4 separate regions of the Mus musculus genome follow, and all the other regions are linked to region 1. The links are chromatin loops, found by intact Hi-C in ENCODE. Cell type or tissue: left cerebral cortex. All regions are shown on one strand. Region 1 overlaps Gm31045 (a long non-coding RNA gene). Region 2 holds the start of Fgfr1 (fibroblast growth factor receptor 1). Region 3 overlaps Gm39146 (a long non-coding RNA gene). Region 4 has its middle 23 kb from the start of Tacc1.

What was found. A loop is a pair of places that touch in the nucleus more often than their neighbours do. Peaks named below come from ENCODE experiments on the same cell type or tissue, not always from the same donor. Only the 100,000 strongest peaks of a DNase experiment are listed, where the experiment ranks them.
Region 2: it touches region 1 in a loop (4-fold over the local background); 5 of 42 quality-filtered maps call a loop at or near these places.
Region 3: it touches region 1 in a loop (8-fold over the local background); 4 of 42 quality-filtered maps call a loop at or near these places.
Region 4: a loop joins it to region 1, with 14 times the contacts of the local background. A loop is called at or near these places in 2 of 42 quality-filtered maps.

Annotation. Positions count from the first base shown.
Region 1 is chr8:25,461,887-25,469,886 of GRCm38, reverse strand. Gm31045 (a long non-coding RNA gene) reads left to right here. Exons shown (of 4, transcript XR_378820.2): 3 at 4,730-4,977; 4 at 5,798-6,218. Among named protein-coding and RNA genes, the nearest start is that of Gm30978, 12 kb to the right of the region's middle. In left cerebral cortex, a CTCF peak has its summit at 3,206 (motif pointing left); DNase peaks (open chromatin) are centred at 946, 4,100, 5,455 and 6,106; H3K4me3 peaks cover 555 bases; H3K27ac peaks cover 872 bases.
Region 2 is chr8:25,514,069-25,522,068 of GRCm38, reverse strand. It overlaps Fgfr1 (fibroblast growth factor receptor 1), which reads right to left and starts at 3,310. Exons shown (of 18, transcript NM_010206.3): 1 at 2,640-3,310. It overlaps Gm31288 (a long non-coding RNA gene), which reads left to right. Exons shown (of 3, transcript XR_003947368.1): 3 at 1-2,381. RefSeq lists promoters at 3,171-3,385, 3,171-4,145. In left cerebral cortex, no CTCF peak of the experiment used is centred here; DNase peaks (open chromatin) are centred at 2,627 and 3,326; H3K4me3 peaks cover 2,980 bases; H3K27ac peaks cover 975 bases.
Region 3 is chr8:25,362,774-25,370,773 of GRCm38, reverse strand. The region is part of intron 3 of Gm39146 (a long non-coding RNA gene); the gene reads left to right. Among named protein-coding and RNA genes, the nearest start is that of Gm39146, 23 kb to the left of the region's middle. In left cerebral cortex, no CTCF peak of the experiment used is centred here; DNase peaks (open chromatin) are centred at 2,860, 4,338, 6,276, 7,902 and 2 more places; H3K27ac peaks cover 218 bases.
Region 4 is chr8:25,220,601-25,228,600 of GRCm38, reverse strand. It overlaps a transcript of Tacc1 not described here. Among named protein-coding and RNA genes, the nearest start is that of Tacc1, 23 kb to the right of the region's middle. In left cerebral cortex, CTCF peaks have their summits at 1,955 (motif pointing right) and 6,665 (motif pointing left); DNase peaks (open chromatin) are centred at 3,600, 3,981, 4,573, 6,439 and 2 more places; H3K27ac peaks cover 4,400 bases.

The DNA.
Region 1 (8,000 bases):
ATTTCTTCGTGACCCTATGATAGGTCTGTCATCTATTTAGCATCCTTCCTTTCTTCCTTTGGTACTTTCCCTCCAATTTTGGAAGAGATGGTCACCCTCCATGTCTAGTTCATGTTCTAAAGTTTGAACGTTGCGTTTCCCCCAGGGCCCATGTGCAGGTTTGGTCCCCAGGTGGAATCTTTGAGAGGTGGGAGGGAGGCTGCCACTGAAGAAGATTTTGGAGCCCCTAGCCCATTCAGTTCCCTTGGCTCTCTAACCGATGGCTATGAACCCTTGTGTTCCACAACCACAGCTTCTTATTGCTCTCTGGCACTGCCCTATCCCCCAAGATGCTAAACTTGGAATGGAACCACCAAAATGAGGCAAAATAAAACAAAACAAAAAAACCCAAAAACAAAAAACAAAAACAAAGAATCTTTCTTCCTTACTAGGTAATCTCCCCAGGTATTTTGTAGAGATATGGAAAGCTGACTAATGTAGCATGTGATCTGGAAGAGACTGGCCCAACCCAACCACAGAAATCAGAGATAATTCAGAAATAGGCACATGATCCAAGCATGAGACTCAGACTAGTGTTGAAACTTTTGGGAAGAGAGTTCTGCTGGGCTGAAGGTATAGATGTTTAGTTCTGTACAGACCATGTGTGGGACAGATCCCTGTAACCTTAGCACCAGAGAGGTGAAAATAAAAAATAAAATAAAAATCTTAAAAAGTGCATCTCCCCTCCCCTTTACACTGGAGTAGCTAGATGCAAGGAAGCATACTACATGGGCTTTCTGGCATGGTTTGCTGCCCAGCTCAGTGATCCTGCTGGAAAGAGGGAAGTCAAGACAGAGGGAACACTGAGTCAGACTGAGTCTTGGCTGACATGAGTTTAGCCTTAATCTCATTAAGCCAGAATCCATCTGCTCCTGGACATTTTTTAGTTTCAAGAGCTAAATAAGTCACTTTTCTTTTTGCTGGTTTGAGTCAGGCTTCAGTCACTTACAGTGAAGGATCATGATTAAACCTTTCTCCTTTCAGTCTCCGTCCCCACTTCCCAGAGCCTCAGATCCTCAAGGATTAGATAAAGTACCAAGCCAGGAGGAACACAGCAGCCAGCCTTGCCAGCCTCATAGCTAATCATGTAAGGAGACTACAACATGCCTACTGCTCTGGCTGCTGAGAGCCATGGCTGTTTAATCTCTGAGTTTTAGCTAGTCTACTAAGGATGGCTTGGTCTCATTCAGGTTTGTTATGTTGTTTTGTGTGTGTGTGTGTGTGTGTGTGTGTATGCACATGTATGTACTTGGTGTATGTATGTGTGCATGTGTGTATTGCATATGTGTGCATGTGTGTATGTATGTGTACATGCACAGGTATGTATGTGCCTTCTTGCACATGTGTATACACATGTGTGCATATATGTATTTGCATGCACATGTGTATATACATGTGTGAAGTTGTATGTTTTTCTTCTTAGCTTGTACGGTAGTTGTAAGACTCAGATAGGATTAGAGTAGGCATTTACTACCCTTTACAGTTCGTCCCAGTGTCTTCTCTCCCCTCTCTGACTCAGTGTGTGACTTAAGGGTCTGAGTATCTTTGAACTTTCAGCATCCTGGATACATAACAGGGTGAGGACACAGTTGCCAGAAACTTGCCTTTCTTTTAATTGATTTCATCTGTGTAAGTGAGACATCTCACTCACTGAATAATTTTTTGTCACATGTTTATGCAAATCACGATTTGTCTTTGAGCTGACAGCCCCAGTCCTTGCTTTGTTCCGGATGTTGCAGCAGAGGCCAAATGTGCCATGTTCTCTCTTGTGATGGCTGCCAGTTCTCCAAATGTCATAACAGACATTTCACAAGGGAGCCAGTGCCTGTGTTGAGGGCAGCCAGGAAGCATCTATGAGCTTGGTTTTTGTTTTCGTCCTCTTTCTTTTTGTGATACATTTTAACTTTATTGAATTTGTAAAAAAACATTCTTATCAGTCAACATAGATGACTAAAAAATTGTTTTTTTTTTTCTAGTCCAATTCTACTTTTTTTGCAGTGAGCAGTAACTAAATTCATGTATTTCCACCCACACTTTCCCGTGGACATGTTTTTCCAGATTTTAAAATATAGGCTACCCCTTTTAATTTTTTTAATACAAAATACTATTATATTTTATATTGATTTTTTTTGAGAGAGAGAGTGAGTCTCATTATGTAGCCCAGCTCAGCTGGGAACTCACAAAAATCTGTCTGCCTCTGCCTTCTGAGTGCTGGGAATAAAGGTGTATGCCACCATACCCAGGGCTTAAATTTTCTTTTAAAGCTAGTAATTACCATTTTGGGGGTCACTATTTATAGATACTGTCTTCGATTTGTGGGCATACCATGATATTTCTCTAATTAATTAATAAGTTTTCCAGGTAGCTTATAGCTTTTTAAAAATACTTATTGTATATAACCCCCAAATAAACAAGTTTGTAAATATATTTGTTTATGTTCAAGGAAACCTTTGGTGGCTCTACTCTGTTCATGTGCTATACCCAAGGGACTCTTCCGATGTCAACATCTCTTGTATCAATAGTCTGCCAGCTACACGTGACATCTTCCTGACCCCTCTCTATGGCATGTTTTTTTTTTTGGTTTTGTTTTGTTTTGTTTTTTGTTTTTAACCAGAGTTCTCTTGAATATGGGATTGACTGAGATATAAGAGGAGCCCAGCTCCAGACCAGTTCTGACAGCGATGTCCTTCCCTTTCTCTTTTCTCCTGATGCCCAGAGCATCTTAGTAGATTCCATCATCAATGACAAAATGTTATTGGAGTGTAGGGCCTTTGAAGTCTCTAGATAAATGAGATAATAAACCTCTGCTCCCCAGGGATACAGAGAAAGGTATGAGACTACTGAATGGTCTCAGCAGTGCTGTAGACATAGTACCTGCTTAGTTAATATGGAATAGGAACAATTAACCCATTGCCAGAAGCCCCTCTTTGAAGTTTGGGTCAACTCTGAGCCATATGGGAATCAGTGGATGTGACAATTAAAACTCATACCCAACCTCAGACCTGATCTTCAGAGTTAATAGGTTTGGGGCTGGTGAGATGGCTCAACAGGTAAGAGCACCTGATTGCTCTTCTGAAGGTCCTGAGTTCAAATTCCGGCAACCACATGGTGGCTCACAACCATCTGTAACGAGATCTGACTCCCTCTTCTGGTGTGTCTGAAGACAGCTACAGTGTACTTACATATAATAAAAACATAAATAAATCTTTTAAAAAAAGAGTTAATAGGTTCAAGCTCTTCACCCTCACTTAGCCATTTTTCTTGAACTGCTAAAGTCAACCCCCTATTTTATCCATTCCTTTTCGTGGAAACTGAGCCGTGAGGACAACGTGGCCACCAAGCTGATGGCTAAGGGAAGGAAAACATCAGCAATCCCGTGAAGGTGACACTTCTGTGGTGTCCCAGAAGCAAATTCTGAATCATGTAGGTCAGGGCTGCCAAAAGGCCTGGCTGGTGCAGGGAGAGACTTCTGATCTGGGTGGGGCAAGAAGGGGAGGGGGGAGGTGGGGCAGGGAGGAGGGAAAGGAGTCAAGGAGTCAAGTGAATCTAGGTCTAGGGCTGTCTGGTACAGTGCTTGCTGCCTTCTAGGTTATTTAACCATTCCAGCCATTAAGACAAGCCCCTTTTGCACGGGGCTGCTCTGAGTGCATTTTAGTTGAAAGATGCAACGTCATCTCATTCCTTCTGGGAAAGGAGAAAGGACCCACTGTATACTCAGACACCGATCGAGGATGCCGTGCCAGCCTCAGTTGCACCTCGCTGTCCTAGGCCGCAGCGGTGGTGTTTGGCTATGGTCCCCTCTGCAAAATGCAAGGGGGTCCGGGTTGACGGATTTCAGAAGTCCTCTCCTCCCGCTGCCTGAAGAATTCCGCGCTGCTGCTCCACAGGGGGTGGGGGAGGGGAAGTGTTCCGCAGGAAGAAGGGACAGATGGCTCCCGCTGGACTGTGTTCAGAAATGTGGTGTGTGATATACAGCGTGAATGAAGTGTGGTGCCCTTTAAACACAGCCTCCCCCCTGCGCTCCACTCTGCCTGGCTCCCTGATTCTCATTCACAGTACACCATCACTCTCCCACGGGCAAACCTCAGATACTTTTGCGCTGGAGCATACACATACACCAGCAGACTCTGACACACACTCGGTGACTCACCGCTGAGCCATCAGTACACACAGAGGGTGACTCAGCAGGGACCCTCATAGGCAGGCTCACACTCAACTGCAGTTGATGTGCACAGAGGGCCTCTGCAGCAGCGGTAGGCAATCCCACCTCCCACTGGGGTCCTTGGTTGAGAGTCTCTCGGAGGCCTGCAAATGATTTGCATTCTTGGCTCCTTGGAACTGCCTGTTCTTTGTCTTGTGTTTATGGCTCAACCGTTTCCCTACCTTGTTCCCCCCACTGGCTGGTTTGGGAGCTCAGCAAGCAATCCAACAGTCCCTGGCCAGCCAAAGAGGCTTTTGTTTCTAAGAAACTTCTTAGCTCTTCATGAGTTCTTTCCCCACAGGGTCTCATCCCTCCCTGGCCTGGATACCTCTGGCCCAGCTTCCCAGGGTCCATGATTGGCAAGTCTCCACTATTCATGCCCTTTGAGTGGTACCTTTCACAAGATGAGGGGGACCGAGGGTGGGCCACACATGTTGAGGGTGGATAACTGGATGGAAGATGGTCTCTGAGGGCCCCCTCTCTTCCTAGTAGTCCAGACAGATGCTTCTTGGACACTGTCTTGGTACTGAGCAAGACCAGCTCTCTCTTCCTGACGATCAGAGAAGCGACGGTATTATATGTCTCCGTATGATGGACAGCCTTATGGGCCTCAGCTCCCACATGGACCTACCGCAGAGTGAGCGATATAGGCTCAAAGAACAGCAGGCAGAAGATGGGACTCCAAGCAACCAGGTATCTTGGCTGGCACATGGCTTCTGTTGTGGTTCAATCTGAAGGTGAGAAAGTCCTGATGCTGCCTCGGACCTGCTTTTCGCCTCTCTCACGGGATGTCACAAATAAAAGATGGGAGCAGAGAAGATCGAGGGAGGGAATAGTCAGTTGTGGTCAGGTGCTTCAAGCTTTGTCTATTTCTCCAATCCCCACACCCCCAACTCCCCACCACCCCCAGTGTGCCTCTCTTCAGTACTGGAGCATATGACATACTAGCTAGGTGAGTGCTGTTGTATACCACTGAGTCCCATTCTTAGCTCATCTCAACCTAATAGCCCTGTAGCCCCACTAACATTACCCACTTGAGCCTGGTCCCTTTGGCTATCCAATGCCCACAGACCCCTCTCTGTCCTTTCAGAAGATGTGGTTACAGGAGCAGATAAAACCTGTATTGTGACCAGGCCTTGGGACACAAAGTGGTACCCAAGAAACAGTAGGGAAAGATGCCAAAGACATGTGCTGCCTTCGGTTGGGAAGTGGGAGGGGTTTGCTCTAGGTCCTCCCTGACTACAGCAACAGAGTCCTAGATGAGTCCCTTCTCCAGACTGCATAGCACTAGGCTGAGTGCTGTCCTGGGAGCAGGAGTGGGCTATCTACTCAGGAATCCTGGCTAGGTGATGCTCCATGGGACTCTCCTCTTCTCTGATACCTTCCCCATGATTTATGCCTAGAAACACAGGCATGCACATACTAGCTGCTTTGAGCTCAGGATTGAAATGCCTTTCAGCTCTAAAATTTTGAGCTTGGTAGGCTTTGGCCACTTTTTTTCCTTCCTTCTACTTGTTGGAGAACATTATCTTCAATGAACTTTGGTTCCCACTGCAGAGTTGGAATGGAGAAGGAGCCATCCACCCTCAGCGGGACCCTTTCTTTGGGGGACCTCCAGTCAAAGCTTCCCTGCAACTGTGTCGGCTGCTGACTTGGGTTCAAGGCTGAGTATTGCCTGGCAGGCTCGGCAAGCCTCACCCTGCTTCCATCAACACCCTGGGGCTCCCAGCCCCTCGAGTGGAGAAGCTTCGTGTCTGCAGGACGTTGGAAGACGAGGCTGATCCTGATGGATTGTGTTGAGCTCTCAGTGGATGTGTGAAGGAGTTTATCCACAAGTCCCTCTTGCTGTGAGCTCTTTTTACAGACACGCTACAGTAACGAGCAGAACTACTCTATTTAAATATGCATGGATGTGGAAGAAGGCCAATTCCTTGCTCAGACATACCAGCCCTGGCCAAGATCCAGAACTGCAAGATCGTTTTTTTTTTTTTTTTTTTTTTTTTTTTTCTGCTGTTGGTTTTTGCAGCGCTAGGGACGGAACCTAGGCAGGGTTGTCCCTAACCCTTGGGAGGTGTGAGCTGCACCTCTGCTCCAGATAAACTTGACATATGGAAGTTTAACACAATGTTTAATTCGGTTGTATGCTAATTTATTGTCTACTACAATGCTGCTTTAATTAATTGTCATAAAACCCTTATGAGGTGTGTGTGTGTGTGTGTGTGTGTGTGTGTGTGTGTGTGTTTCAAGACAAGAGTTTCTCCATGTAACCCTGGCTAGCCTGGAACTTGCTCTGTCAACCGGGCTGGCCTCAAACTCAGAGAACCACCTGCCTCTGCCTCTTAAGTGCTGGGATTAAAGGCGTGCGCTGCCATTGTCTGGCACTCTTAACCTGTGTTGCACCCGAGGATCCCGAAGAACAAGGCCAGATGGTACACCTGAGATGACACAGTACCTCACCCAGAGGCAAGTGTGCAACCCTAAAACACAGCCCCAGCATGCCATGGGTGGTTATGCTTGGCCTGTACTCAGTGTGGGCACTCTGGTAAGTGCTGGCAAAGACCTTTTTCCTCCAGTCGTCCCTATCCTCCCAGAGTAGCAGGAAGTGGTGACCTTATGCTATAGAGCCATGAACTGGGCCACAGCCCTAAATGACACCTTTGCCCCTGGCCTAGGTCTTCCACTGACAGGTGGTCTTTGTCCCCACCCCAGGTCAGTCTCTTACTGGTTTGCTTCAGGGACAGTGTCCACTGGAGTCAGAGACTAGGCCTCGCTCCCCCTCACTGCCTGACAAGCTCTCTAGGGGTCCCACAGAGCCATTGTTCTTCAACCTCGGCTCTTGGGCCTCTTTTGGCAAGGCCTTAGTGGCTTCTTATTTACCCATTAACAATTAAGCTCTAGGCATTTACCATATAAACACAGAAAACATCGGCATAATTACTGCAGAGATTTCAAAAGCTTTTGGCAAGGGAAGGCCTGAGTATTTACTTAACAAAAGAATTCCTTACTCCCCTCTTAAGAAATAATTCACAATAGGGTTTAAACAAAGCTAGCTTCTTCAGCTAAATTAAAAACATTCTTGTACTCATTCAAAAGACGATCTGATCTGTGTGTGTGTGTTTTCCAAACACTCCTCACACACAACTTTTCCTGGGAACATTCACTACTTCCTGAGTGCTCTAGCCTCAAGTCAGCCTGTACCCTTTCTTACTACTGGGACCTCCTTGAGTTCACTGGGGGAGGGGGTGGTGAAATTTACCATAAGAGATGCTGTTTTAAGTTTACCTCCTCCAGAGGAGCATCTTTTACTACCAAAGGAGAATAACCCGTCAGAATCTTGGCTCTGTCATGTGTTTCCCCTGTGATTAGGGAAACATGGGCCAGTCTGTTGGGTTCAGGGTCTAGAGAAGGGAAACAGTACCACTGGGTTTCCTGGGAGGAAGGGTTGCTTGGTTCTTCACTCTCCTGCTTAATCTTCTCACTCTCTATACTGATTCTGACCTTCTGCCATTGCTAGTCATTTGAGGTACAGGGCTAAATAGAAAACAGGGTAGTTAGGAGAGTGACCAACAGGTCAGCTACAGAGCTAGCTGGGGTTAAAAGCCAGGCTAGATGCCAGCCCTCCCTGCCTGGCCTGGGTAGATGGATGAGACTGTCGACAGTTTGAGGAGGACTTTGAATAGGCCACAGGTGAGTTTTCGTGGATGAGGAACAATAATAGTAAATGGATACATATGTATCTACTTTGTTCCTGGCATTGAAG
Region 2 (8,000 bases), 52 kb before region 1:
CTTGCTATTCAAAGGACACTGACTTAACCTTCCACCATTGCTTCACGGCCTGGGGCCAAGGAAAACAACCCTCTCAAGACTATATACCATGGGGCCAAAGGAAGCAGTTCCTCCAACCTCCCATTGTGAATGAAAATACCCCTGAAACTCATATTGGAAATACACACGGCTCTCAATCCACTGCTCCTCACTGAAAAGCTGACGTTCAGCTATGACTAAGGGTAAACGCAACATATTTTAAGTAGCTTGTCACTGATGAAGTGTGTAACTGTTCCGGCTGGAACCGAGCCCCAGACAGCAACTCAGGGTCCCCAAACACCCAGCACTCTGGGGTCATCTGGGTCCCCAGAGTGTGTCCCAACTGGGGAAATATGTAAACAAGCCATTAGGGAGGGAGGCAAGCCATCAGCACAGTTGACGGGTATTAGTCGAGCTGAGCCGTTGGCCTTAGGTCACTGAAAGGAAGAGACACCACCCCAGCGTGGGGGTAATTGGCTAGACCTTGGCAGGTCCCAGGGGCCAGCTACTTAGCTTTAAAAGAAGCCCCAGAGAGGAGGAAACCCAGAGCCTGGCCAAGGGAGGAAGACTGGCCACTTTTTGCTCAACCATCTCAGGGCAATGGTTCTACAATTTAGATACTATTCCAAAAAAAGCAATGGTCCGGAGGTGCAAAGACCAGAGCACATCTGGGAAGGAAACAGTCACCTTAATTACCATGTCTAGGGAAAGTGCGATTTCATTACAGCCTCCAAAACTACCGCCCTAAGAAGGAAACCAGAGAAGTGTTTTCAATTTAAAAGACTGGAGAGGGTGAGAGGCACCGGCAAACTATACCCACCCAGCCGCTAACTTTGGATGGACCCTTAGGATGTTTTGTTGCCCCCCCCCCTTCCAAAAGAATGGACATTCCATCCCTGGCCCTGTAGTTATTGTTTAAACGGCAAAAACACTCCATTTTAAGCTTCTGAGGGCTGCAACCCAGGAAACTCACTGAAAACACAAGGTCCCTCTGGCAGTTACAGCACCAGGTATCGCACTCTACTCCCCAAATGGAGGACGGAACACCCCCCCCCAAGATGGACTTGGACGCGTGGCGATAGGTGGGCCCGCGGTGTCCACATGAGACAGATGCTCCAACTATAATTAAAGGGAGAGGCGATACTTGGTTCCAGGACACGTCAGGGCCAAGTTTGGCCCAGACCCACCGACCAAGGCCACCTCTAGTAAGCAAGCGGCTCCCAAGAGGGTCCAGAGATTCTTAAACACCGCCCCCCCCCCGCACTCCCCCCCCCCCCATCGTCGGCCACCAGCAAGAGAGTGAAGGAATCCAAAATCACTTTGGGATCTATAACTTGCTTTTCTCTTCCAATCCCAAAGCCTCTGCTCCACGTCTCAAGAAATGTTAAGGGGTGGTGGTGGCGGTGGTGCTAAAGAATCTCAGTTTTAATTTAGGAGGGGGAGGGGAGGAAGAGGGATGTTTAATAATGTGGCTGCGGTGTACCCGTGTAGGGTGAAACGGAACCAGATGCGGCAGCTACATCTGGGAAATGGGGGGTGGGGTGGGGGAGAAAAACGCCGTCGAAATGCTTTGCAAATGAGTTAATAGCTTCTACTAGGCCCAGAGAAAGAGAACTCCCTCCTGCACTCCCAAGGTGTCCAGCTGCCTCACTGGGTGGGTAACTGTTTATTACAAACCCCATCTATATATTTAAAAAGTCAGTAAATTCCTCTAAAAATATGAGTACTAGGTTGTCTTACCCCGCCGGAGACACTACAAGAGGAGGCACAGGAGGTGTGGAGAGGGGGTCTGGGCCAGAGAAGCAACAAGCGGGCAGAAGAGGGCTCCTCCGCACCGGACAAGTTCTCCTCATTTCCTCCACTTCCCAGAACGATCCAGACCCCGAGACCCCCCACCCCCCGCTTCTCCAGACCCCTTCAAGAGTCCTCTAGGTCTAAGATAAAATAGAACATTACCACCACCACCACCATCACCCCTCAAAAGGGGGGGGAATCTTTGCTCGCTCTCCGCTAAAGCCGATTCAGCCATTTGGTGACGACACCTCCTTCAAACCTATTCCAAGACAAGCTAGCCTTCCCCGCCACTTCCTTTCCTCTTCAACCCCCCAACCTGGACCCCAGACTTGCCCGGAGGTAGGAAAACACTTGAAAAGATCCCAGATGTAGGGTGTTGAGCTTAAAGCCACCGGCTGAAACGGGGTGAATCCGCAAGAGGACCAAAAGATAGATGATGTACACACACACACACACACACACACACCCTCCATCTCCCGGCCCATTCCCGCCCTCCTCCCCAGTAGGGAACACACAGCTTCCGCCGCCTTCTCCTGGGCCAAGAGGGTCGGGGTCTGGACTCGGAGCGCAGCAGCCTCCTCGCTAGCTCCGGAGCGCGAGTTGGCGGAAAAGTTAGGCAGCGGGCAGCAGCAGCGGGCCCAGCGCGCGGGGAGGGGGCGCGGGCAGCGACACTGGCCGAGGGAGGAGGGACAGGGGCGCCGGGGAGGGAGCGGAGTCGGGGGTGGGGTGGGGGATTGGAGGAGGGAGGCGCGGGCTGCGACTGGCGAAGCGCGGGGGCCGCTCGGGACGCCCAGCCAGCCGGCTCTGCGGGCGCCGGCGACTCTTACCTCACTTGGCGCTGCGGTCCCGCCTCTGGAGAGCTCGCCGTGGCGCGGCGGGTGTCTGTGTCTTGCGCTCCCGCCGCTCGTCTCCGGGCTCCGTTCAGATCCTGATGGGGTCTCGAGGGCTCCGCGGCCGAGGCACGACTCCCGGCGGCACTCCGAGCCGGGCGCCTCCAGCCCGGGCGGGAACAATGGAGCCGAAGCTGGTGCCCCGGAGGCGGGGCGGGGGGGAGGGCTCGGGTCCGCCGCCCGGGGTCCCCAGATCGTGCGCCCCCCGCTCTCCAGTACGCAGCGGCGGCGGTGGCGGCGTCTCAGGCTTCTGGCAGCCCGAGTTCCATCACCCCTCCTGGGGCTCCGGCGTGCATTGACTGCAGCACGGCTGTGGTGCGCCCCTGGGACCTGAGAAAAGTCCTCGGTCTCCGCTGCTTTTCCAGCTGCGGCGCGCGCTCGCGGCCGGGAAAGGCGAGGTCGCCGCAATGCGCTAAGCACAGTCTCAGTCCAGTCCGGACGTCTCGGCCCCGCTTCCCTGCGCAGCCCGGGTCCTCTGCACGCAGCGGCTGCACCAGGGTTCCGGCTCCCGTTCCGCGCCGCCCGCAGCGGAGAGCCCCGCCAAAGTACCCGCAGGAGCGCTCCGAGCGCTGTGCGCCGGCGAGGCGCGAGGGCTCGCTCTCTCACTCCCACCCGGCGCTAGTCCCACCTCCTCCTCCTCCCCTTGCAGTTGCCTGCTGGGCCTTGTAGTTCTCAAGCTGCAGCCCCGGAGAAGCCTGGAGCGAGCAGAACTGCTCTACAGTCTGGTCTAACTTGAGTTTTCGCCTGGAGGGCGCCCGAATTTCAGACTGTGTGTAGATCAGCGATTTGGGGACAGGAGTGGAGGGTGGGGAGGGGCGGGTGCCTGGCTATAATTTTGAGGTTGCACTGGGCAACTTGGTCTTTGGTTATCTCTGTGCCTTGGGGTATGATTTTCGTGCTCTAAATCTCGGTTTTCCCGTCTCTAAAAGGAATAAATAGGACCCTCACATAGCTTACAATATACGAACTGTTTTTATTGATGGATCGGTTGACTTTCCCCCTCAGACCCTTTCCTTGGATCTCAACTTTCCCCAGCCACATAATTTAGGTTTTGTGGTTCACGCTGGAATGGACCCTGCAAATTCTACAGTGCTGTTCATGGTAGCCTTAGAAATCACCAGCTTTCAGGAAGCAACCGAAGAGAGGAGGGGTTTTTGTTTTTTTTTTTTTTCGGATGGGGGGGGATGTTTGTTTACTTGCTTGCTTGTTTTGTTTTGTTTGCCTTAGGAATTAATCAGAGTCAAACCAGAGCCTCCACAGTATACTATGAACCTCAAAGAAAATCGCTGAAATGCCCTTCCCACCAGGTCCCTCCACAGAGATGTTAATCTGTGGCTCTTTAATCCAATGAGTCCAGTGGACGTGAATCATATTGAGATTGTTAAAAAATAAAAATTTTTGATCCTGCTTGGACATGAGAAATCCCGATGTTTTGATGAAGCATGCTAACAATTCTGAGACAGCCAGTGGGGCCTTCGCCTCGTTGCAGGAGCTCACTTTCCAGCAGTCTAAAATGATGATGTACATATGCAATCCTAGCCCTGGAGGGTCAGAGACTTAAGATCACCGTTGGCCACATAGGGACTGAGACGACAGCCTGTGCTTACAGACCCTGTCTCAAACAAATCAAACACAGGGGTTGGCGATGCAGCTTTGACAAAGGCAAAGACAGTGCTTTGATTCCAGCACACTCTAGACCTGACTAGGTGGTTGGTACCTGTTGGTTTGCTGCATAGCAGTGGGGTGGGGGCTCTGCAAATTTTCCTGGTGACTGTGATGTGATGTCTACTTGGGGACCACTGGAAGGGTGGAATATGTCACACTAGGTGTGAATTCCACCACTCAAAGACTTTGGGCATGTCACGAATCTGATAAGATCTAGTCCCTCTATGGGTCTCCCCCATGAGAAGCAGACTGAATGAATGTAAGTGTGCCAAAAGGGTCACACATGTGAAAGCCATCATGAGGGGGACTGTTCTATTCCGCTTCCACAGAGCAAGCCATGACAGCTTGAATACCAAACAATCCAACTCTTCCCTCCACATTGAAGACTAAGAGTTTCTAAGACAGTTTTCTATGTGACCACCAGGTGAAAAAATGGGAAGCTACGGAGATATTATCACATTTGTTTATCTCCAGTAAAGGGTGGAGGAAAAAGAAGAAGGGCTATTGATGAGTTTATTGGTGTATTATTGGTTTATTGGGTTGGTTTTTGTTTGTTTGTTTTGTCTTTGCTTTTAGAGATAGTCTTATGCTGTAGCCCAGGGTAGCCTCAGACTCAAGGACTCTCCCACCTTTTGCCTCTTGCCTCCTGAGACAACAGTTTGTAAGACACCACCACACCCACCAAAGCTTAATGTTTAGCTGAGTGTGCTTAGCATATACAAAATGATCTGGGTTCAGATTTGGAGGAGGGGTAAAGAGAGAATACATTTATTGAGTGCCTAGGAAGTAAATATTCAGGAAGTATTTTTGAACAAAAAAATAAAATAAAAACCAGAAATGACTCTGTGGAATAAATGAACACCAGCTAATATTTAAGAGTTATTACCCACATAGCAATATCCTTGCCCTGTTCAGTCCCTTGGCTTTTAGTCTGGTCCCAATTATTCTTTCATAGAAGCTACCAAACAGCCTTCTCTGCCTCGGCCCAGCCACCTGGAGGTGTTTCTGCCTCCCACTGTATCTACTGATTTGATATTTAGCATAGTTTTACTAGCTGTCTTTTTTATTTTGTGGGTTCTCTCCAGCAAGCTGCAGAACTGTTCTAAGACAGTGGTCCCGAATCTATCTCATCTGTCTCAAGAGTTTTCCTGACATCTATAGATCTGTTGTTTGGGGAACAGCTGCATGTGAGAAACCTGGGTTATTGAGAAGGCTAGGCTGACTCTATGACAGGCTTTCCATTGACAGTTCAGGAGACGAGGCCTGCATCTCTGTTTTTAAGAACTGGGTAAGTCCAGGCAAGTCTAGGCCTCAGAAGCTGGTCTGAGGCAAGGACAATCAGTCAACAACAGTTTCCAGATCTCCCCAACAACACTGCCAGCCCCCAAGGCCTGGTAATGGAATGTCCCTAGAGATAGAACAAGATAAAGGTCACCTACCCCTGGAATGCCCTGATGTACTTTAAATCAGGCCTGCAAGCTCACTTGGTTGTCTATCTTGGTCATGCTCCCATGACCCCAACATACTAGACTACTACAGAATAAAACACTCTTTACGTTTACATACTATTTGAGTCCAGAGTATGGAGTATTATTCTTTGACAAATCATAGATCCTTACATTACCAGAGAAAGAAACCTTACCACTTGGGTAATTGTGGGGAAGGGGAGTCATGGAAAATGCAGAACTGACTACCCAGGGCCAACTACATTTGTCCACTGTTCCTAAGGACGGGAGCATTACACTTCATCTCAGCAGTTCTTCTGACAAAAAAAAAAAAATCTTTATTTATTTAGAGACACGATCTTACTAGGCAGTCAGGTGAGCATCAAACTTCGACATCAACCTTTCACAAAGCAGAGATTCAGGCCTGTACTCCCAGGCCCTTCTAAAACAAGAGGATTTTAATACAGCACTGGGCTGGGTATGTGACTTGGTGATATGCATATGTGCATGCCTAGATCTCTCTCTCTCTCTCTCTCTCTCTCTCTCTCTCTCTCTCTCTCTCTCTCTCTCTCTGTGTGTGTGTTGTGTATAATTAAATTTATTAAATAAATATTATAATAACGTTATAATCTAGCCTTTTTACATTTTTCTTTCTTTCTAAAGAACGGGTAGACAGTACGAGTTGAAGAATGTGTCCTTGCTGTAACCAGGAAAGAAGACCCAAGTGCCTATTAGGTGTCGAGGCGCAGAGTTTGACAGTGTTAAGATTCCTCTTCAGTGTCAGGGAAGTGGAGATAAGAGTAGCCAACTCGGCTAGCTATCCACCTGCTCTCCGGGAAACAGCTAGAGAGGCTGGACTGGGGAAGGTGACAGACCCAGAGGAGATAGATCGCAGATCCAGCCAGGGAGCCTGCTTTCCCCCGCCTTGCAGCAGACCTCCAGGGCCGTGGCACTCCCTCCCGGCTCCAAGAGGGGCTGCGGCTCTGCAGGAACTAGTCCCCGGGGCAGTTCGGAGGACGCCGCAGGCCACAGGGTGGGGCGACCGCGGCGGGGCCCTGGGTCTGCAAGGAGGGCGCCTAGCAGTTGTCTCTTTACCGGGAAACGTAATCTTCCCTCTGAGATAACAAAGAGCTAGCAAGTTCAGGAAAGGTTTGTTGGCCCATCGCCTTGCCGGTGGGTCGGCAGAGAGGGGGACAAAGGCCCCTGCGCTCCAGAACCAGAGATAACCAGGGGACTGCTGCCTCTGGGATCGGTGGGAGGAGGGGAGCGGTGCTGAATACAAGTGGGGGAAACGGAGCTTTCCCCAAAGCCCCGGCTGCCTTCTTTGTTTAGGAACACGTCTGCAGAGCCTTCCCTCTGCCTCGCAGGTTCTAGCAGGAAGACAGGACTTCTATAGAGCCAGGCTCTCTCCGGGCTGTTAACTCAGGAATCAACTGTGCCCATCATGGCCGATCACCCCCTCCTGATCCAGCCATCAGTGCTCCCTGGTAGGGAGGGAGGAAGCAGAGGCTGGGCTCTAAGGCCCACCAAGCTCAGCCCAGCCCAGCCGGCTGGAGTCCCTGGAAGGCTGGGAATTAGCCGGGTTAGCTGGGAGAGCCGTAGCAGGAGAGGGATGCAAGAGCAGCGAACTGCTTGGCTCTCCGTTTAAAAGTGACTGGTTCACAGGCCCTGGGTAGCAGGTGGGCTGCTTGTGCCTTTTGCCCCAGGCTCCTGGAGTTAGGGACAGCAGCCAGTTACCATCTGGCCGCCATTTGGTGACCCCTGGCTGTTCCTAGTGCAGCATCAGTGAGGGAGGGAGGGGCAGAATCTTGTTTGGCATGGTGTTTTTGTAAATAACTTTCAGTTCGTTTTGGATGCTGCGAGAGCAAGCGGGAAAGGGAGCTGCCACATTCATTCTCGGAGACGGAGGACATCTGTGTGTCAGGCTCTGCCTCCAAGAGAACAGATTAGGAAAGGAAGAGATGCCTGAACTTTTGAGAGCCGCCAAGCAAACATGCAAACTTACCTGAAATGGTGGAGGAAAGCAGACTCAGAGACACATGGGAGGATGGGTTAGGTTGACATTAGGTCACTTTTGAGTGTGGGTTCCGGATCCGCCACGCCTTCTTGCCTGTGCTCTTGCCAGTTCCCTTGTCAGTTCCGTTTCCACGATGGTACCTTGAAGATCCCAAGAGAAATTTCTTGAGAC
Region 3 (8,000 bases), 99 kb after region 1:
CATGTATCACCACTTCCAGACTTGAAGATAAAAGCTTTTAAAGAAAATATATTTATTTATTATTAACATTAAGTGTGTATGTGTGTGTGTGCGTGCGTGTGTGTGTGCACTCGTGTTTATGCACACACACATAACTGTTCATGGAGGCCAGAGGCATTGTACTCCCCCTGGAACTAGAGTTACAACTCAGCTCATCTGGAGGAGCAGTGTGATCTTAGCTGCTGACCTATCTCTACAGCCCTCAACATAGAAAGATGTTTGTTTTGTTTTGTTTTGTTTTGTTCTGTTCTGTTCTGTTCTGTTCTGTTCTGTTCTGTTCTGTTCTGTTCTGTTCTGCTCTGCTCTGCTCTGCTCTGCTCTGCTCTGCTCTGCTCTGTTCTGTTCTGTTCTGTTTTGTTTTGTTTTGTTTTGTTTCTGAGATGGGGTTTCTCCCTCCGTGTAGCCCTGGCAGTCCTGGAACTTGCTTTGTAGATCAGGCTGGCCACTACCCAGTTGTTTATTTGGATGGAGTCCAGGATGACCCTCGAGGGTGGAAGCCTACAGCAAAGCTACCTATAAAGTTTCCACAGAGGATCATGACAAGAATGCGTGGACCTTGTAAGCCTTTATCTTAGAGGACACTTGTCCTGGAGAGGTTAGCCCCCTTAATCCTGCTATGGGGAATGTAGGTAGTTCTAGGACTGCAAATAGGGTTTTAAATTTGTCTTTAAATGTAAATGGTTGTAAAGAAGCCTGTTCCTAACGGCATATTTTGCTAGCACAAACACAAGACGGGTAAGGTGCTTGGTTTGAGTAGCATTGCTATGTAGGAGCCAAAGGGGGGCCCAATAGAAACTTAGGCCATTTCCCCCAGCCCACAACCTTCTGAACTTTTAGGCCAGGTTTCCTTATGTAGTCTAGGATGGTTGGAACTTGTATGATCTTCCTCCCTCCACCTTTAGAGTGTTGCTCTCCCAGACCAGAGCCACCCAAACTGGGGCAGCCCTCCTTTTTTGGACTTCACTGCTAGATAGATGGAGTTAGCCCTGTGGATGCTGGATATGGAGTTCTGGCCAGTTCTATCCTCAGCGAGGATACATTCTGATGAACTTTAAAGACAGACCTCTGTCCAATTATCCTAGGTGTCCCCAGACAGGAACACCCTGACATTCTGAGTAGCGGAGGGAAGGAAGGTAGCTTGGGAGGGTAGTGGAGGTTATTTGTATTCTGTACTACTACTGGGCATGGTAGCAGCAGCAGCATGGGGTGGACCTGAGCCAGACAGTGAAATGGGCTGGAGAGTGAGGGCTGAGGAGATGGATGGAAAGCCAAAGAGTGGTCTTCTAGTTTTTGTTGTTGTTTCTTTTTTTTTTTTTTTTTTTTGGTTGGGGTGGGGGGGTTGCTCCTAAACTCACTTCCTTACATTTTAGATGGAAGCAAGTGCACAGATAAGGGAAAATACAGAAAATTTCCCGCACATGAAAACGGGCCCTTAATTCCCTTTGCTCTCCCCTGCAGCCAGGAATCAAAAAAAAAAAAAAAATTTTTTTTTTTTCTTTTAAGAACAAGCATCCTTGTACATTTGTTCCAGTCTGAGCCCACGTGTTCCTCCCATATCCTGGTCCTTTTTCTGAGAATGATTTGGTGGTCGTGGTGTTGGGAGGGGGAGTCGCGGAGGGGAGCGGGCTTGGTCTATCCTTTCCGTGGCTAGCCAGCCAACCAGCAACTATCTAAGGTTGTGTTGCTTCCTGACCCTCCCCCGTGCCTCCACTCCTCTTTCCCCCGGCACCCTATGACCCCTCTCTCCTGCTGCAAGCCAGGTCTCCAGGCCTGCGCACAGCTGCCCACAGCGTTGGCAGAGCGCTGGAGAGAGCTTGGCCAAATGGAACTTTAATGAATTCAAGACCTGCTGGGCCGGCCAGAAGGAGCTGGGTTTGGGCTGTGCAAAAAGAAAAAAAAAGCAGAAAACTGGCCCCTTGTCGGGGAGACTTACACAAGGCCTATTGCGTCAGACAAGCAGGTACTTGGAGAACTGCGGTTAGTTGAAACAAAGAACACAGAACCCCAGCTGGCTCCTCAACACCCCCCTACCCCCGCAGCCGGGTCCCTGGCATCAGAGAGCCCCACAGTCTTCCAGACTCAGGGAGTGTTGGGGAGCCATGAAAGCCCCAGGGAAGCTATTGGGTCTTCAGGGGGCCACTGGGAGTCTCAGGAACCCTCAGGAGTCCTCAGGGACTCTCAGGAGAGCTACGGGGTGTCTCTGGGAGCGTGTGGGAGTCCTGTTGGTCCTCAGGAGAGCCACTGAGAGTCTGGGGGTGGTGGTCTTTGGGGGAGCCTCAGAAAGGCCCTCCTGTTCCTGGGGCCCTCATTGGGGCTAGCCTAGCTTGCCTAGCTTACATATCCCTAGCAGTTCAGGGCAGCTGCCAACTGTGCCCTCCCACCCCCCACCCCAGGCGGCCACAAGTCTATAGAGAGCTCTCTGTGGGACTTGATTACTGTTTTCAAATACTTAAAAGGCTGTCATTTGGAAAAGCGGTAGATTTATTCGGTATGGAGCCAGAGGATAAAATTAAGACTGAAGGCGGAAGCCGTAAGAAAACAGACTCCCGCTTCATAAAAAGAAAAATTCAGCCATTGGAGTCTTTGCCAGGATAATTGGGATAACCGGGATAACCGGTGGTTTTGGGAAGTATTGAGCTGCCCAGCTTCGGAGATGCTCAAATGAAATGTCTAGAGGGGCAACCTAGTAGTTTAGCTGTCTCCCTCCCTCGTGTGCTCCTGTGCTGCTAAGGATAGGCACTCTGCTTTTCCTGTCTGTGTAGAGTGCCTGGTACTGCATAGCAAGGGTTCAATGTTGGACGAGGTAAAGAATGATAACCACAGAGCACCGAATGCGTGATGTGGTTTCAGGTCTTTTGAATGGAAGAGGGCTGATTTAACAGTGTAGCACCATGCTGGAGTGTAGCACCATGCTTCAGTGTAGCAACAGGAGTAGAGCTGTCAGTTCCTTTCAGTGATCAAAGTACCAGGGTGGTTTCCTATGGAATCCCAGGCACACACAAGGAGATTCCCCCCACCCTCGTGTTAGCCAGAACTACTTATAATACTCGGGGAGTCCCCTCAGAAAGAAGGTAAGATGGCACATGAAACTAGATTTTGGGATCCCATTTTGAGTTGTTTTTGTTTGTTTGTTTGTTTGTTTTCAAGACAGTGTTTCTCTGTGTGGTCTTGGCTGTCCTGGAACTCACTCTAGACCAGGCTGGCCTCGAACTCAGAAATCAGCCTCTGCATCCCAAGTGCTGGGATTAAAGGTGTGCACCACAACTGCCCGGCCCATTTAGAGTTCTAATAACCACTCTACTATCTGCCCTGTATTTGTGCTCCTGCCCCTTTGTATATGTGCATTCTGTAAGCTAGTGATTTGCAACTCATACACATGCATGTGCACTCGGTATGCACACGCACACATACATTGTCAACACATACACAAACACACAGACATGAAAATTTCAGGATTCACCGAACATATTTAATGTGCCAGACTTTGTTCTAGGTACTAGGGTTACAACAGTGAAACAATTTGAGGAAAAACTCCTCCTGAACTTATACTCTAATGGGAAGAGACATGTAAAAGGTGGGACATTAGAAAGTGATTGTGTTGGGGGTGGGGTGGAGAGATGGGTCAGCAGTTAAGAGCACTGACTGCTCTTCCAGAGGTCCTGAGTTCAAATCCCAGCAACCACATGGTGGCTTACAACCATCTGTAATTCGATCCGATGCTCTTTTCTAGTGTGTCTGAGGACGGCTACAGTGTGCTCATATACATAAAATAAGTAAGTCTTTAAAGAAAAGAAAATGATTGTGTTATGGAGAGAGAGAGAGGGAGAGAGAGAGGGGGGAGAGAGAGGGAGAGAGAGAGAGAGAGAGAGCAAACATCAGGATAGAAAGGGACAGAGGACTGCTGGGATTTCTAATAAACTAATCAGATAAACCTTCACCCAAAGGGACTATGTAAAGGGGCTGTGTGAGCAGACACTAAAAGGACGTGAACTAGCCATTTGGGAGTGCTGTTGCAGGCCGAGGGCCCGGCTGCAGCTAAGGCCCTGTGGTAGAGTATGGTAGTATAGGAGCCTGGTAGGCTATGGGACAAAGAGTCCTGTGCACTTGAATAAGTGTTGTAGTTGAACTCAATGTGGCTCCCAAGATCCCTGTCTTTTTAGGATGTTTCTGTAGCACTCTGTCTTCAAGTGTGATGTGCTTTCAACCATTACAATGTGGCAGATACTCTAGACATTGCTTCCAAGAGCCCCAAGCATCCGTTTCTGTACTTTCTCTTCTCTTAGTCATTCAGCCACCCACACAATGTGCCACCCCATGGAGAGACCCAAATGACAAGAGAGCCAGGGAGAGAGGGATTTTCTTGCTTGTGAACAACGCAGGCCCTCAGCCTGACAGCCCCCAGGGAGCTGAATCCTGCCAACTGCTCTGTTAGTTGAGAAGGGATTCACTACTGGCTGAGAGATCTGAGATGACCACGGTCACTGCCCACACTCTGATTATAGCCTATGAGAGGCTGAGCCAGAGAACCCAGCAGACCACTCCCACCTCCTGCCTGGACACGTGGAAGAATTAATGTTTGTTTTTTTTTTTTTTTTTAGGCACCAAGTTTTTGAATAATTGTTTTTCGGTCATGGATTACTGGTACACAGCAGGATTAGTTAGCGATGAGCTCACGTTGATGGATGGAGGCAGACTATATAGGGTGTGTTGCTTATTATACTTCGGTGGCATTTCTCTGGCGGGAGTGGGAGTGATGCAATGGAAGGGTTAAAGGAGAGGAAGCGCTCAAGCTGAGTTAACTATCTTGGAGAAAGTTTTTGGCTTGGGGAGAAGGCCGGAAGGACAGAGCAAGCACAGGGTCTAACAGTCGTGGTGGTCCAGGTGAGAGGTGGTACATGGAGCACGGAAGAGGGAGTATGATGACTTTGGTGTCTCCGTGGAGCAGGTTGGAGGATAGATGGAGAGAACAGGGAGAAGACCAAGTTAGGGGCAGAAATTTCAAGTTCAGTTTGGGAAATATCAAGTTCTAGATGATTTATAAGCAGACAGATTTGTAAGTTAGCCACTCTTTTTTTTTTTTTTTTTTTTCCGAGACAGGGTTTCTCTGTGTAGCCCTGGCTGTCCTGGAACTCACTCTGTAGACCAGGCTGGCCTTGAACTGCCTGCCTCTGCCTCCCGAGTGCTGGGATTAAAGGCGTGCGCCACCACGCAGAAAGTCTGAACTGGAGATGCAAACTTAAGAGTTGTCCGTGGTATTTTCTCAAGATGTGACACCAGGTGAGGCCAGGTGAGGCCCGGTGCTATCCAAGGTAGCTTAGCTATGAGACAGAACCCCAGTGGCCATCAACAGATGTTAATAAAAGAGATGCTATAGGTACATACAGTGTCACATACTACTGAGTAGATGAACCCAGGGACTATTATGCTAAAGGAAGACTCCAGACAGAAAAGACAAATTCTAGTCTAATTACATAACTAATGTGGTCAAAGTTACAGAAACAGGGAGTAGAATGTATCTAGCAAGCACAGGGAGAAGCTAGCAAGCACGGGGAGAAGCTAACAAGCATGGGGAGAAGCTAGCAAGCATGGGAGAAGCTAACAAGCATGGGGAGAAGCTAGCAAGCACAGAGAAGCTAGCAAGCATGGGAGAAGCTAACAAGCATGGGGAGAAGCTAGCAAGCATGGGAGAAGCTAGCAAGCACAGGGAGAAGCTAGCAAGCACAGAGAAGCTAGCAAGCATGGGAGAAGCTAACAAGCATGGGAGAAGCTAACAAGCATGGGGAGAAGCTAGCAAGCACAGAGAAGCTAGCAAGCATGGGAGAAGCTAACAAGCATGGGAGAAGCTAGCAAGCACAGAGAAGCTGGCAAGCATGGGAGAAGCTAACAAGCATGGGGAGAAGCTAGCAAGCACAGAGAAGCTAGCAAGCATGGGAGAAGCTAACAAGCATGGGGAGAAGCTAGCAAGCACAGAGAAGCTAGCAAGCATGGGAGAAGCTAACAAGCATGGGGAGAAGCTAGCAAGCACAGAGAAGCTAGCAAGCATGGGAGAAGCTAGCAAGCACAGAGAAGCTAGCAAGCATGGGAGAAGCTAGCAAGCACAGAGAAGCTAGCAAGCATGGGAGAAGCTAACAAGCATGGGGAGAAGCTAGCAAGCACAGAGAAGCTAGCAAGCACAGGGAGAAGAGGAGTGAGTGGGATCAGGATTTCCATTTTGAGAAAAGGGAACAGGCTCTTCTATCTGTCCCCAAGCAGAGGAACTCTGAGCCTGCTGGCACCAGCCTGTAATCCCAGACCTTAGGAGGCCTGGTCACAGACAGACCTCCGGCTACTTCTCCTTCTCTTGGATTGGTGGCTCCCCTTCCCAAGACATTCTTGTCAGCACAGAAACATGATGTTATCTAGAGCTACCTGCAGACATCCTAGAGCCTTGGAAAAATACTCTGCACCCGGATTCCAGGCTCCACGGGCTCCCCCTCCCTGTTTACTCTCTACCACTAACAGCTCTTTGTTGTCAGCCTTTGCTGCACATACACCCTCCCCACCCCCACCTCCCCCACCTGACCCTGCCACTACCCCTACCCCTACCACAGGGCTTCCTCTTGTGGAGTTCCCTTGGGTTCTATTTGAACTTTTTTTAAAATCTAACTTACAACTTTTTTCTCTTGCATTTATTTTTTTTTAAGCAGGCCCCCAGTAGAGCCCTTGCATCTTTCTCACTTTTTAAAGATGCTCATGTCCAACGTGGGTCACCACTTTCTGTGTTTAGACCTTTGCTTACAGAATCATTTATCTGGAAGGTCCTTCTTGACTGTAGCTTCTAATTCTTGCCCATGTATTCTTTCTTTTTTTAAATTGGATATTCTCTTTATTTACATTTCAATGCCATCCCCTTTCCCGGTTTCCCCCACTCCTGGAGACCCCCTATCTCATCCCCCCTCCCCCTGCTTCTATGAGGGTGTTCCTCCACCCAACCATTCTTGCCTCCCTCGCCCTTGATTTTCCTACACTGGGTCATCAAGCCTTCATAGGACTAAGGACCTCTCCTCTCATTGATGGCTGACAAGGCCATCCTCTGCTACATATGCTGCTGGAGCCTTGTATACTCCTTGGTTGGTGGCTTAGTCCCTGGGAGCTCTGGGGGGTCTGCTTGATATTGTTGCAAACCCCTTCAGCTCCTTCAGTCCTTTCTCTAACTCCTCTATTGGGGACCCCACCCTCAGTCCAATAGCTGTGAGCATCCACTTCTGTATTTGTCAGGCTCTGGCAGGGCCTCTCAGGAGACAGCCATATCAGGCTCCTTTCAGCAAGCATTGCCAGCATTGCTGTCACCTGAGTTTTTGATCTTAGCCATTCTGACTGGTGTGAGGTGGAATCTCAGGGTTGTTTTGATTTGCATTTCCCTGATGACTAAGGATGTTGATCATTTCTTTAGGTGCTTCTCAGCCATTTGACATTCCTCATTTGTAAATCATTTGTTTAGCTCTGTACTCCATTTTTCAATAAGGTTATTTGATTCTCTGGAGTCTAACTTCTTGAGTTCTTTGTATATATTGGATATTAGCCCTCTACTGGATGTAGGATTGGTAAAGATCTTTCCCCAATCTGTTGGTTGCCATTTTGTCCTACTGACAGTGTGCTTTGCCTTACAGAAGCTTTGCAATTTTATGAGGTCCCATGGTGGTTCAGTGGTAGGATTCTCTCCTGCCCACATCTTCTGCTATGACTCCATTTCTCTCTCCCCTCTCCAACCCCGGAGAGCGATATTAGTATTTTTTTAATCCTTTCACGTCTGCTGGCTTATGGTTCCTCCTGTCTGAAGGCTGCCAGAGAGAGGAAACCGACTGACACTTCCTCCTCCTTCCCTCCACCCTCTTCGTCATCACCACAGGCACTGAGATTTTACTGTGTGCTACACACGTGCTAAATGCACCCTGTCACTTGATGAGATCGAAGTCTGATTT
Region 4 (8,000 bases), 240 kb after region 1:
GTCAGGGATCCAGAGACATTATTTCATGTAATCATTTTGTGGGCCTGTGAAGCAAATAAAATTGTCTCTAAAAAAACCTAAGGCTTGGAAAAATTTACAAACAAGGTCACAGAGTCATAAATGGGAAGTGAGGACTCAGGTGTGGAGAAACTGGCTGAACGGGAGGCGGGGGGGGGGGGGGGCACCAAATTGCCAGGTGTTTGTACTGGTGGCTCATTAACCAGCCAGGGCTCTGCTATCTCCTGGGATGATGAGTGTTTATGGCTTTTCCCCTTCAGCTAACATAGTGTCAGGAAAGGAAGTGTCTGTCAGAGCATGGTCCAACCTGTTCTGTAGATAAATACCATACTGGATTACATTACATTACACAGAAAGAATGACTCTTGTGGGCTTCTTTGCAAAAGAAAAGGTGTGTGTGTGTGTTTGTGTGTGTGTGTGTCTTGCTTTTCTAATGAGTGCAAAATGTTATGTTTCTAGAACTACATCAAAACTGCTCTTAAATAGAGGTTTGAGAAAACCAAGTGAGAGACGTTTGGACAAGATAGGAGAGTAGGAAACTGGGGAGATGAATGGGGTTGTCTTTTTAAGTGTGGATGTTTTATTTACTTGACTACAGAAGGCTTTTTTTCTCCTTTCTTTCTTTCTTTCTTTCTTTCTTTCTCTCTCTCTCTCTTTTCTTTCCCTTTCTTTCTTTCTTTCTTTCTTTCTCTCTTTTCTTTCTCTTTCTTTCTTTCTTTCTTTCTTTCTCTCTTTTCTTTCTCTTTCTTTCTTTCTTCTTCTTCTTCTTCTTCTTCTTCTTCTTCCTCTTCTTCTTCTTCTTTTCTTCTTTTCTTTTTTTCTTCTTCTTCTTTTTTTGGAGACAGAGTCTGACTATATACCTCTGACTGTTCTGGAACTCACTATGTAGACCAGGCTGACCTCAAACTCACAGAGATCTACCTGCTTCTGCTTCCCAAATACTGGGACTAAAGGATTGCAACTTTCTTTTGATCAGATTCAAGAATTTGTGTAAACTGGTCGTGATAGCACAGGCCTTTAATCTCAGTACCTGGGAAGCAGAAGCAGATGGATCTTGTGAATTTGAGGCCAGCCTGGTCGACACAGTAAAGTCCAAGCCAGACACGCACACGCACTCTCTCAGGGGTGGGGGTTTGGTGCTGGGGGGGGGGTTGGGGAAGGAGAGGGAGAGGGACCTTATGTCTCAAAAGAATAACAACAAAAAAGAATTTACGTAGCATACACCTGTCTCTTATACACATCTCAACCCTGCAACACACCATCACCAAAACGAATACATAATTTTTCCCCCTCAAGTTGTAGTACTTCACATGCAAAGCCATGTGTATGAGCCTCTGTCTCTGTAACAAAAAATGCTAGAGACAATCAATTTATAAAGATAAAAGGTCTATTCTCGGAGTTTTCGTGGTTCTAACCCATAGCTTTGGGCTGGTAGAAAGGCATCACAGCCTGGTACCAGCGTGTGGCGGAGAGGAAAAAACTGGGATTTACAAATCTCCTGAAGTAGTGTTACACACACACACACACACACACACACACACACACACCCCGACCTACACAGGAAAGCTTCCGGCACTTTCCAGGGGTGTCTTCTCGTTGGTCGAGCCTGTAGCCCACTGACCTTTTAGAAGATATTCAGCATCCAAACTTAGTACTAGAACCCAGTAACTGTCCAGTGTCCTGGAGCAATAACTCAGGGGAACCTAAGTCAAGTCCTAATTATCACGGGCCACATTTACAAATTGATACCCGAAATGGAAGCTTGTGTGTTCTCACGAGGACAAGATTAGAACTAGGAGATGTCCCCAAATTTTGGGAACATATAGCAGTAATAGGGAAGAGAGACAGAGTGAGCATGTCTGTGGTCTGTGAGACCAACCATGTGCTAACAGGGTGGATCCCTCATTCGGTCCCTATCACATTCTTACCTCTTGCCAGAGAAGGCGTTGTTCTTCAGTTCTGCCACCAGGGGGAGCCAACCACCGTCCCAGCCGCTCCACGCCCCCCCCCCCCCGCCTTTTTTTTTTTTTTTTTTTTTTCCATTTCTGGGAGTTGGAATCTTTCTGTGTGTCCTCATGACTTGTTCATTGGTATCCATCCACTGACTGAAGTGCAGTGTAAATGCCTGTTAGATGCAGAAGGGATTTGTAGCGGCAGTGTGTGTTTATAGAAATGCAGGTTTAAAGACAGTCCCTTAAAACTTGTATTGGTTGTGTGGCAGAACTTGTGGGTGCCTTCTGTGGTTTCTGTACAGCTTACGAAGGTCTTATTTGCAGAAGCAGGGAGACTGCTATGCCCCCCTTCGGAGGATAGCCATTCTCCACCAAGAGGGATGAATGGGTTCCCAGAGTCCCAGGTACCCTGTTTAACAAGGAGCTTAGGAATTCAAAGCCAGCATGAGCGCCATACTAAGACCCCGTTTAAAAGAAACGGGGGGGGGGGGGGGGAGGAAGGAGATTGGCTTTTTCATCTTCAGGGCTATAACACTATAACATCCACTTGACTGGCTCATCCAACATTTTTTAAATACATTTTTAGTTTCTCCTTATGTTTTTCTTTTGGCCTAGTTTATGGTTTATTTTGTTTTAACGGAAATGTTGTTTTCTTACCCTTTGTAAACTCTTTCCTTTGAGTCCAAACTCCTACACCAGAACTAGTGTGCTTGATGCTTGAGGAGTGTGGGGGTGAGTGTGGGGGTGAGTGTGTGAGTGAGTGTGTGGGTGGTTGGGTGGTGTGGGGGTGAGTGTGGGGGTGTGGGGGTGAGTGTGGGGGTGGTGTGGGGGTGAGTGTGTGGGTGTGTGGGAAAGTGTGTGGGTGAGTGTGTGGGTGGTACTTGGGGTTTGTGGGAGTGGCTTGTGTGTGACTTTGTGGGGACATTTATTTGTGTGGGAGATTGGAGTATGTATAGCTCTATGGCATATATATGTGTGTGTGTATATATATATATAAATATGTGTATGTGTATGTATGTCTATATATCTGTATAGGAGAGGTGTGTGTATGTGTGACTATATGCAATTGTGGTATGTATACATGAGACTATATGTGGATTGTGTGTAGTGAGTTTAATCTGTGATTCTATAGTATTATGTGAGGGGGAAGTGTGTGTGTGTGTGTCTGTGTGTGTGTGTGTGTCTGTGTGTACATGTCCTGTACTTCCAGCCGGACTTTCCAATAAACCTTCCAAAGAGCAGTAACAATTTGACACCTTGAGAGATCAGAAAACAGTGTCCCCACCCCCACCCCCCCCTCGGTCAAGCCGCAGAGCCCTGTTGTGGTTATCTTGTTTCTGTAAAAATACTCTAGGTGACAGTTTCCAAGCCACGACTTCTCAAGGACTTCACAATCAGGGAGGAATCTTTTGGAAGTTCCTCTCCAAGGGCGATAGCTTCACTGGTTTCTGAAGGTAGCAGCTGGGTAAGATTTTAGCTCTCCTTTCTCCCTCACCGCCTGCCCTGTTGCCACTACTGGATATGCCCGCCTTCCTTCCTCCCTCTCGGCGAGTGCGCCCCCTCCTCACCCGCCACCCCCACCCATGGAAGCTGAATCACGCTGCTTCCTTTTTTGGTCACAGCTGAGTTTCTTCCACCTTCAGAGCCCTGTGTTACATAAAATGAATCACTCCTTTGCACTCCGCTGTCAGCTTCAGAACGAATAAGCAGCTCCCTTGGGGTGCCCCGTCCACCCTGAACGCCACTTGATGGGAGATATTGAATGGTTGACTCTAAAGTGTGAGGGCAGGTGATAAAATGATCCTGAGTATCTTGCTTGGGGGGTGGGGGTAGGGGCACAGAAATCAGTATTTTAATGGGAGCAGAGGAAAAATTCCAGCAAAGAAGAAAGACTTAGGGAAAAAAATTTCAATTTGGTCCTTGTATGGGTAGGCAGGAGTGAATTCTGGGACCACAGAGGCAGCAGCATTTGGCCACACAGATGTACCAGGAGCTGTGGAATGAAGCTGAGGAATGGTTCACACCATCTGTGTACATATTTCTGGCGCCACCAAGCTGGGAAATGTTCCTACCAGGGCTTATCATAGACGTTTAACCCAGCATCTCCAATAGAGGGATGAAATACATTTAGAGACCAGGGACTAATGAAAATGCCCAATTTGTTTATCGCTAACACACTGCAGAGTCAGGTTTCTGCGTATGAAACCCCCAAACTTAGCTCCTTGCCTGGGATTCCTGCTGGGTACCCTGCTTCCATCTCAGAGGGCTTTTTCTCCTGGGAGGGTGTGGGTGGGCAGCCTTGAGCACATCTTCCACCCTGGGGATGCTGACTTAGGTCTGGAATCCTGCCCTGGGTTTGATCTACTAAACAGGTTCTGGTAAACACAGTTGAAATGTTAAAAGGCTGTCAAGGCACGGCAGTTGGGTTAGATGTGGGTCCCACATGCTCGATGGGTCTAATATGGTTTGGGGGCAGGAGAAAAGAGGGATAGGGGTGGGAGAGAATTTTGAGTCAGCTGTGAGTCACATTCACACCCTGGAAAGCTGGAGTTGGACCCAGCACAGGAAAGCATAAGTTCCAAATTGAAATGTGGATTGTGGGTGGAGAAAATGGTGTTCAAGAAGACAAAAATCAGAGAAACCTCTCATAGCCACGATCAGTCTGCTGAGCCTCTGGGGTGTGCCATGCTCTGGGCTTGAGAGTTTTACTGAGAGGGAAGCAGCCAGTGGTGTGCAGTCCGTAGACAGGCGGGGCACAAAGCAATGCACTTGGCGTGGTGAAAGCTTCTGTCTCTAGTGTGCAAGCTGAAGACAAATGCCCTGCCGAGAGAGCTCAGCTGTACAGATGGCGCTGGGACAGTGACAACCACGTGCAAAGGAAAGAAAGCGCATCTACAGCTCTCATCCCAAACAAAGATAAACTCAAGATGTGCCACGAGCCTTCAAGGCTAAACGACCTGAGGAAGACATAGTCTTCAAACTCTTCAGGATCAAGGCCTACGCAAGGACTTTCCAAAAAGAAGACCCCAGCCCCACAGGAAATGATCCCTAGACTCTAAGTTGTCTAAGTGAGGGTTTTACTGCTATGAGCAGACACCGTGATCAAGGCAACTCTTCTAAGGACAATATTTAATTAGAGCTGGCTTACAGGTTCAGAGGGTCAGTCTATTACCATCAAGGTGGGAACATGGAAGCATCCAGGCAGGCATGGTGCAGGAGGAGCTGAGAGTTCTACATCTTCATCTGAAGGCTAGCAGAATACTAGCTTCCAGGCAGCTAGGATGAGGGTCTTAAAGCCACAGTGACACACCTAATCCAACAAGGCTACACCTACTCCAACAGGGCCACACCCTCTAATAGTGCCACTCCCTAGGCCGAGCATATTCAAATGATCACACTTGTAGACAAAAAAATAAAAAAAGGAATCATAGAACTGATTAAAGATTGGGGGGTGGGGAGCGTATCTTTGCTAGTTATAGGTCAGATAGGAGATTAATATATAAAATCTATAAAGAACCTCCCAATTAAATACAACCCCCAAATCATCCAATAAATAGCCAGTAAATAGCCAATGGGATGAAGGCAGTTCTCAAAGGAAGAAATAAAAATGACCAATAAATATTTGAAAAACTGTTCAACATCCTTAGCTTTCAGGGAGCCGCAAGCTAAACTATATTGAGATTCCATCTCATTAAAATCCGAATGGAAGCTGGAGAGATGGCTCAGCAGTTAAGAGCACTCACTGGCTGCTCTTTTTAGAGGATCCAGGCTTAATTCCCAGCAACCGCATGTGCAGCTCACAACTGTCTGTAACACCAGTTCCAGGGGATCTGAGTCCCCCATGCTGATACATATAAAATAAAGTTAAATTTAAAAATTAAATAAGTAAATAAAGTCAGAATGGAAATCAGTCGATCCTCAAGAAGAGGAAATGTCCCTTTAAAATCTACGGCTCCTGGGCACACACTCGAAGGAGAATAAGTCAGCACACCACAGAGATGCTTGCATGCTTATTTGTTGTTGTATTATTCACAGTGGCCAAGGCATGGACACAGCCTGTCCATCCACGGAATGGTGAGGCTTCAGTAGGTATCTGTGCACAGTGGAAGTTTCTCCAGCTGTAAGTGATATCTGTAAGCCGATATCTGTGGGAAAGTAGGTATTATTATGTTAAGTGAAATGAGCTAGACGCAAACCGAAGACAAGTATTACCTTCTCTGACATATGGAATCTTGACCTAGATATGTATATTTGTGTATATATATTCATATATGAAAGCAAAAGCTAGGCATAGTGGTTCCTAGCACTCAAGAGACAGAGGCAGGAGGATTGTTGCAAGCTCTATGCCAGCCAGGTTTCCCTAATGAGACACTGTCTCAAAACAAGAAGGAGTGGGAAGTAGAGAGGAAGCCATGCTCAGAGAGGAGTGGGGAGAAAAGAAGCTGATGGGAGGCAGGTGTCATGGAGCAGAAGGGAACGTTGTTCAGTGCGGAAAGAGGATCAGGAAGAGGAGGAGTGCTGGGGTGTAGACAAGAGTGGAATATAATGTATGAAAATGGCATGGTGAGGGCCAGAGAGATGGCTCAGTGGCTAAGAGTTCTCACTGATCTTCCAGAGGACCTGAGTTCAATTCCCAGGAACCACATGGTGGCTCACAACCATCTATAAGGAGATCTGGCGCCCTCTTCTGGCCTGCAGGCAGATATACAGTCAGAACACTACATAATAAATCTTAAAAGGGGGGAAGAGAAAAGAAAAAGACACGGTGAAAGCCATTTCTTTGTACAACAAAAGGGAGATGTGAAAAATAGTTAAAATAGAAAAGAGTATCACTTTGCAGTTAGCTAGAGAAAATATGGAGAACTCATTTTCAAATGGAAGCATTTGTTTTAACCAGTAGATCCAAACTATACCCCAAAAGAGCCAAAAGATAGGGATATATGGAGGTGTATGTGTGTGTGTGTGTTTGAGAGAGAGAGAGTGCGCGCAATATTATTGAGAAAAGTGAAACTAAGCTATTTCTGAATGAACATCACTCTTTCTTTAATTTTTTACTTATTCATTTTATATCCCGCTCACTTTCCCCCTCCCAGTCACCCCCTGGGCATCACTCTTCAGGGTTTGTCATATTGTGGATGGTAGGGCCACCCCAGGCTTCCCACTCTATAGCAACATGTGATTCCTAATGTCCTGGGGGCTGGTGATGCAGGGATCATAGCTTACTACTGCAGATTTCAAGCTAAGGAGTTAAATCTTCCATTTCCAACAAGAGGGCATAGACAAGCGAGAGATGAGTGACCAGGAAGACAGGGAGGGAGGGAGGGAGGGAGGGAGGGAGGGAGGGAGGGAGGGAGAAAGGAGGACAGGTTGGTTTCGTAAATGCATGAAAACACTCAGCCTTATAAATAATTGTTCATACTCGGGCATTGATAGGGACAAATCACCTCTACACATTAGCAAAGGTTTAAAAGGTGAATGGAACTCGGTATCAGCTGAAGTCTGAGGAAAAGGCTGTCTCCTATACTGTCATTTAAAAATTTAGATTACTATTGTTACTGGAGTCCTTGGCCACATACCACCTCACTTCAGAGAGCCCCAACACTTGAATGCAGCCATTTGTGCAGAAAGGGGGAAAGTAAGGCCAAAAGACAGGAGGGGGATGTAATCTCTGTGGCTGTGCCTTGGTTGCTTGTCTATTGCCGAGATAAGACACTTAGTTAATGGCCTGTCACTGGGAAGAGACTCTGTGGCCATGGCAATTCTTATCAAAGAAAGCATTTAACTGGGGCTGGTTTATAGTTTCAGATGTTTAGTCCATTATCATCGTGGCAGGAAACATGGTGCTGGAGAAGTAGCTGAGGGGTCTACATCTGGATCTGCAGGCAGCAGGAAGGGAGGAGGGGGACCTTGGGACTGTCTTGAGCTTTTGAAGCCCACCCCCAGTGACACACTTCCTCCAACTAAGCCACATATACTCCAACAAGGCCACATCTCCTAACCCTCCTTAAGCAGCACCAATGACTAAGCATT